Regions from separate parts of the Homo sapiens genome. Here region 2 is linked to region 1. A link is a contact called in ENCODE Hi-C or POLR2A ChIA-PET data. All regions are on one chromosome and are shown on one strand. Each heading gives the region's core, a stretch centred on a gene start or an enhancer-like site at or near the end of the contact. The rest is flanking DNA. Distances are from core to core; before and after follow the strand shown. Region 1 has its middle 86 kb from the start of MIR4464. Region 2 overlaps BACH2 (BACH transcriptional regulator 2).

The links. A loop is a pair of places that touch in the nucleus more often than their neighbours do. ChIA-PET counts read pairs that join two places held with the same protein, here RNA polymerase II (POLR2A). Pooled maps may share reads with other maps.
Region 2: a pooled map shows a loop between it and region 1 (2.7-fold over the local background). The contact joins two enhancer-like sites. A Hi-C loop is called at or near these places in 4 of 168 maps with a recorded cell type or tissue (Calu3, endothelial cell of umbilical vein, heart right ventricle and 1 more), 2 of 37 single-sample maps with no recorded cell type and 10 of 50 pooled maps. POLR2A ChIA-PET finds 5 or more read pairs at or near these places in 3 of 52 experiments (A673, CD4-positive, alpha-beta T cell and activated B cell).

The regions. Positions count from the first base shown.
Region 1 is chr6:90,396,878-90,400,204 of GRCh38, reverse strand. No RefSeq gene overlaps it. Among named protein-coding and RNA genes, the nearest start is that of MIR4464, 86 kb to the right of the region's middle. Within about 2 kb of position 1,689, at least 4 of the 41 ENCODE cell types and tissues checked have a DNase peak (open chromatin) inside an H3K27ac peak, as active enhancers do; they include CD4-positive, alpha-beta T cell and natural killer cell, where a contact is called at or near this core.
Region 2 is chr6:90,174,384-90,177,710 of GRCh38, reverse strand. All of the region lies in intron 4 of BACH2 (BACH transcriptional regulator 2), which reads left to right. Among named protein-coding and RNA genes, the nearest start is that of BACH2, 120 kb to the left of the region's middle. Within about 2 kb of position 1,635, at least 9 of the 41 ENCODE cell types and tissues checked have a DNase peak (open chromatin) inside an H3K27ac peak, as active enhancers do; they include CD4-positive, alpha-beta T cell and natural killer cell, where a contact is called at or near this core.

The DNA.
Region 1 (3,327 bases), core at 440-2,939:
TTGATAAGGTGGCAAGCGTGTTGTGCAGCGGTATCCTGAGGGCTGCCCGTCCTCCCACGCACCCATGGTGGGCAGGCAAGCTGCACGCTGTCATCGCCTAAGTCAGCAGCATTGGGCACACTTAATTACGGGGGAAGCAGAATCCAATTGCACTTTCTGTGCCAGCTCCTGACTTCACTTGCATCGTCATTTATTTTCCCTTTTTCATACCTCAGTGGAATAAATCTGAAAGATGTTTAGAGCTAAATTTTCACCAGCAGGTCTTCAGAAATGAATACAGGGATGAGGAATTTCATTCATTTATCCTTGCATTGGCTAAGCAAACATTTAATGAGTGCCTGTTGTATCCAGGTACTGTGCTTGGTGGTAGAGGGATTCTCAGATTTGTTTTCTAAGGTGAAAGAATTGGGATTTGGAGTCACTGATATTTTCCATGCTCATCACAAGGGAGAGGGGAGCTATAATATGTGGACATCATAATGAGATAAACTGGAAGTAATCAGCCTAGAAGACACTGTCTGGTTCCTGGAAGGTGAAGATTGAGATGCAGGTTCATAGGTGGGAAGCTCTGCCTTAGATCTGGGCTTTTGCGTTATTTCCATTAATGAGGCATAAGGTGGAAAGGTGGTGCCTCGCATCTGGGTCTGACAATCTTCTCAAATGCCCTAGAAGAAAGTCTTCCCTCCTATGGCCATTTCTCTTTCTCTTTTCTTTTGTTTGGAGAGCTTGTCAGAAAGAAGATTATACAGAGAAATACTGTTGATCATTGGGTCTCCTATGTCATGAAGGTAAATGATTGAGGATTTATTTTCCCTGCAGTTAGGAACCCCAAGCCAAGTCTGTAGGAGTCCTTTAAAGGATAGGGATTCAGACCCAAGTTTGTGTTTCTCCTAATGATACAAGATTGTTTTGAAAACTGACTGAAATGGATATTCCCGAACTCTTTGTCCTCCTTGCTAGAAAAGTCTACGTCTTCTTTGGCTGGTAAGACTAGGAAAGCAGCTCTCGTAGAGAGTTTGCAGATCATGAAATAACACAGCTACAGGGCTTTTCCAACTGGAGCCTAGAGGTTCCTGAGGTTCAGGGGCTTCTGGAAACATATACTTCCGACCTCTCTCCTGCTTCGCTTAACCAGAGAAGGTTCATGCTTAATATTCTTATATATATTAGTTTTCCTTTCTTAAGAGATCGCATCTAAAGAAAGGGTTTCTATACTGAGAGCTAGAGAGGAGAGAAAGAAGGAAGGTAGGAAGGCAGGAAGGCAGGAAGGAAAGAAGGAAGGTCCAAATCACATATTTAACAGAGGAGGAGACCAAGGCCCAGGAAGGCACAAGACTTACCAGGCTCATACAGCTTCCCAGAGCTAGCACTGGAGTGCAGGTGGACATCCTGCAGGGAACTTCCTGGATGCCAAGGCCTTTGAGTACTTTCACATATTTTTAGAGGGCATTTAATATGCTGAGTGTTATTTACTTTTAATTTAGCAAGTTCCAAAATGAACTTCTGTTGGGCCTCTACTGCTTTTGCTCTCTTCAATAGATTGTTGAGGGACAAAGCTCTATCTAAATGTCCCTATCTAACTGAAGAGAAAGACAATCCTGTTATGTTGAAGCTTAGAGGCTGTGATGAGCACCGCTTGTCACGCCCTTGTGGTGTCCTTGTTTGGAGAGGGGTGTTTGTAGAAGCAAGAGCATGAGAGAGGCAGTACAGTTTGCACTGATACAAACCCCCCTCCTCCACAATATATTAGAAGAAGAGAACCTCTGTGATGGGAGAGGAGGCAGAAGCTTGGACTAAGCCAACATCTATAATGAGAATGTCTCATTGAAACAAACTCTTTCCTTTTCAACACTACCTTGGTAGTCAACTTTTCCGTTGTTGCCCAGCTTTATCTTCCTGTCAGCATAAAAAATACCATCATAAGGTGAAATGTGTATGATATTCCCATAAATGCATACTGTCAGGAAGTTTCACTGCCATAAACTTGCCCTATCATTCCTCCCATTTCCTCCAGCTCTGTGCTTATATTCTGGTGCCTGGCAACCCTGTGCCTGCTGCAGTCACACACACAGGGGCAGGCAAGAGGTGAGAGCCTTGGGGAATCCCCTGCAAAAGGGCAGATCTGCCAAGGGCCGTTATCAGATGAGGGTGAGGGGTGTGAGGTGACTCAGACACTGTGAAAAGGCATTATTCATCTAGAACCCTACTTTCCTTTATGGTTCAGAAAACGTGCTCTTGAAATGCTATGTCTAAACAAAGTTCTGCAAATCAGGTCCTGTGTTACGTGGGTTGGAGAATCTTGCTACTCAAATGATTTCCTACAAAGCACCCTCTATCTACGAGACTTCATCCATTTGTTTGTTTATTTGTCCACTCAACAAATACATATTTATTCGGGACTTTGAGCAGGGCACTGGCTCAGGCATTGGGAATATGGGGGAAAATAAGATATGTCCCTGGGCTTATGAGCTTCAGATCATTACACAACTACTACAAGAGAGAAATCCAGAGGTTCTCATTGATCTTTTGCAAAATTGGATCTTCAAATGTAATTGCTTACAGCAGATTAGTAACTAAATAGAATTAGGTCCCTGGGTCAGCTTCCTCTCCTTCCTAGGCTCCTGTCAGCTGATTCTTCCAGAGCAGAATCTCCCACCTCTTCCTTCCAAAGTTGTAGTTTTAGTTTTACTTTGATCCAAGTTTTCTGTTGCTGCCTATTTGAAGTACAATGTGATCTGTTGAGCTTGGATCACAAACACATCTGGGAAAATTACTCTTTGAAGAAACAGCAGGAGATAAGAGCACCTAGTTTGAGCGAAAAGATCATTAGCAACGTCTCATTAACAAATATGTCTCTGCCTGTTTAGGGTCAGGTATCTAAAATCAGGTAGACAGAGCAATTAGCAGGAGGGAGGAGGAAAGATCAAACACTGAGGTTGATCCAACTGCTACTGCTGTTGCTGTCTGATCTCTCAGCAGCAGAAACAAACCCCAGGGCTGGATAAGATACCATGCCTGGAGGAGACCAAACAAACACTTGGTGCAAGTTGATTATATCAGATCCCGTCCACCTAGGACAAGAGCTGGGGCAGTAATTTGTCCTTATTAAGATTGATATACGTTCTGGGCCTGGATTTTACCTCCCCTGCCCACCATGCCTGGGCCAGGCCCACCATCTGAGTGCTCTCAGAGCTTCTGACTTGTTCACATCACTCATAACATTGCTTCAGACCCAGGGACCCACTCTATGGCAAGGGAGTGCAACAGTGGCTATACCTGCAGGACCCATTGTACTTTTTATATGCTGCACAAGCTGGAGGCTGCCAG
Region 2 (3,327 bases), core at 386-2,885, 220 kb after region 1:
GAACCAGAAACCCCATGTCCTAATGCCTCCTCTAGCATTCTGCATAAGCTTCACAGCCTTCAACCCAGGGTGTAAGTTGGGGGAGATTTCATACGATCCGATCCACATTTCGTGCATTACGTTTCACCAGAGGCCCAAGGAGCTAACGTAGGCAATGGTGTCAGAGACCCAAGTCCTAATCAGAATTCTACCACTTACTAACTGGAAGGTCCTGGGGATGTTAACCTCCTAAATCTCAGTTTCCTCGTTTGTAAAAGAGGTAATTATAAATAGTTCATTGAGTTGTTGTGGGAACTCACGTCATAACATTTGAAAAGCTTAGTATGGGATCTGCTGTACGGTAGGTGCTCAATAGATGATAGTTTTTTTATGGGTCAGGTGCTGTGCTACCCACTGGAAATACAAAGAAAAAATAAGATACCATCCCTGCCCTCAAGTAGTCTGCAGTGTAGTTGGGAAGACAGACATACATGTGAATAAAATAGTGTGCATTGAATGTAATGAGAGCAGCAAGGTGGTCCATAAAGCGAGCAGACTGCAGTTGTTTGAGGAGGCTTCAGAATGAAGTGTTGCACAGATTTTTGAAGATGAATAATAGTGTTAAGGCAGGCAAAGATTCTTCCTTTCAGAAGGAGAAAAGAGTACATAATGTGCTAATACCTGGACCCATGAAATAATATTTTAATATTAACATATTAAATTAACATATTAACATGGAGTTGGAATCAGTTTACAGTGCTGTGGTCTAAAGTCTCCAGCCAGAGAAGCCAGAAGGACGGCAGAAAGGAGGACAATCTAAGTGGCTTGGAGGCTACTCTGGGTGGATATGGGTCAATCCTGAAAGGTTTTTAAGCTGGGAAGTAATATGGTGATATTTGTGTTCTATAAAGATTACTCTGTGGCTACGTGAAGCATGAACTGGAGGAGGCAGGAGCAGGAGGGCTGGTAAGACATAATGAGGGCATTGCATCTGGTTTGGGCAATTGGACTCTGTCACCAAAACTGATTTGGAAGTGATGATGTTGAGCAGTTCTGACGCTTGTAGAAAAAGTGGAAGGAGGTAAGGGTAGGTGGGGATACACACACATTTTTTGGATGGGCCCCTCTTTTCTGCCCCTACATCCCTCTCCTCCGGTGTGTCGTTTCCCTGATCTACTTCAACCTGCAGATCTATCTAGCAGGCACCTCACTTGGGGATTTGTTCCCATACCAGCAAGAAGCTTATAAATTCCTCTGTTAGGCACCTTAAGCTGGTTGAGGTTGTCCAGGTGCCGTGAGGTGCCTCAGAGCTGCCCCTTCCCAGTGTGCACTTTCCACAGCTATCTCCTGTTTTTCGACCACTGAACTCTCAAACTCTCAGTATTTGCATATTCTTGTTTCCTGTAAATTTGCTCCCTCCTTCACTAATCTCTGCTCGCCCTGAGCTCCAGAATTGTCATTCCTGGAGACCTTGGTTAACATCTGAAACTCCTGCTTTGCTATGTGTTTTAAGAATGTACATGTTGGATATGTGATAAAATCAGTACAGCCACTGAAGGGGAAATGAGAACAGGGCTTGGAAGGAAGAAATTTGTTACATTCACAGGTCCCATAGAGGCGTGTCACCACATGCTACGCAGGGCCACAAGGGAAAACACCCGTGTTAGTCAGGAGGCAGAAGGCAGGAGCCAGGGGAGAGCTTGGGCCAGCCACAGCCTTTATTGGAGTTTCCAAGGGAAAGGCAAGGCAGGGCAGGGTTAACAGTTTAGAATTGCTAGTTGAAGTAGTTTGGTTAGGCTCCAAGCTTTCTGGGTGGTCCCTGCTTGCTTGGTACCTGGCTGTGGTATAGTAAAGGCAGAGAAATATTGCCTCTGAGGGCCAGATAGAGGAGGGGTGTCTCTAGATTGGTGAATTTTCTTGTCAAAGGCATGCTACCAGCCGGGCTCTTTGTTATCTCTGAGAATCGGCTAGCCTTGAAAGAGACAGTCTCTCTCTAGCCAGAAAGGTAGTTTTAAGATGTCAAAACATCTAATATGCAGAAAATACAAAATATGTAAAATACATAATGATACCTTCTATTCTTAGTCAACCTGTTTGCCTGTTTATTGATCTGAGATCTGATTTCCCAACCCCCAGCCACTCACCCCCCACCGCCCCAACACTGAGAATTTTGAAAAATTCTCTTTCAAAAGAAGGGATTAGGTTTTTTCCACCAAAAAGTTGTTTTTAATATGAGAAGTCAAGCCTTTTTGACATTTCTTATTAGTTAATATTCTTTCCTTACCAGTTAATTGTTCATTTGTTGTTTTTCTTCTGTCTTATACAGGCAGTTGTGAAAACAAAATGGTTGTATAATTTACCTTTAAAACCTACCAAGAGAGTTTCTTATGATTTCAGTGTAATAGGAAAACCATTGTATAAATGAGAACTCTCAACTTTCCTAGAATAAGGAATAAGAAAAAATAATAAATATTAATTTCAAAACTTAGATATAGAAAAAGAACTTCCTAAATGCCTGTGTTTTCCAACTTGAAGTAACATTGACTTTAAAATGCATTTCTAACAAAGTTCACTCAGGTTCATTTACTTCTTTAGATTATGAAGTATATCATACATGTGGAAGGGAATATATAACATGTAGATACACTTTAAAGGATTAAATAAAGAAAACATCCACATTTCTGCTACTCATCTGAAGAACATTATCATTGCTACTGAAACCCTTATGTACCTCTCTCCTATTGTTTTCTCCTCTCCCCAACTACTTTCCTGGATTTTGAGTTACTTACTGTCTTGTTTGTTTGCTTTTTTTTTTTTAGTTTTACTACATATGTACCACATATAATTTTACCATATATATATCCCAAAGCAATATACTATCTCATTTTAGCTTTTATGTAATAGAATCATACTGATTATTTTGTGACTTGCTCCCCACAAAACACAATGTTCTGAGTTTTATCCAGGTTGACCTGTGTAACTTTAGTTCATTCATTTTCATTGCTATAGAATATTTTATTGTGTTTATTTTACTGTAGTTTATTTAGCCATGCCACTGTCAAAGGGTCCTACATTTTATCATGTATATGGAAACCTTATTGGCTTCCTTATTAATAAAAGTAATTTGTAGATTCTTTATATCATTTACAAGTAATGATAGTTTTTTTTCCCTTTCCAACCCATAAAATGTTAATTCTTTTTTCTTGTCTTACTGAACTGGCAAGAATCTCCAATGTTAAATTAAAATAGTGATAGATAAAACTTTAACTTTTCATTTATATTATAAAGTATGGTATTTGTTATAGGGTTGCTTTGTGATATCCTTTATCCAGTTCAGGAAGTTTCTTT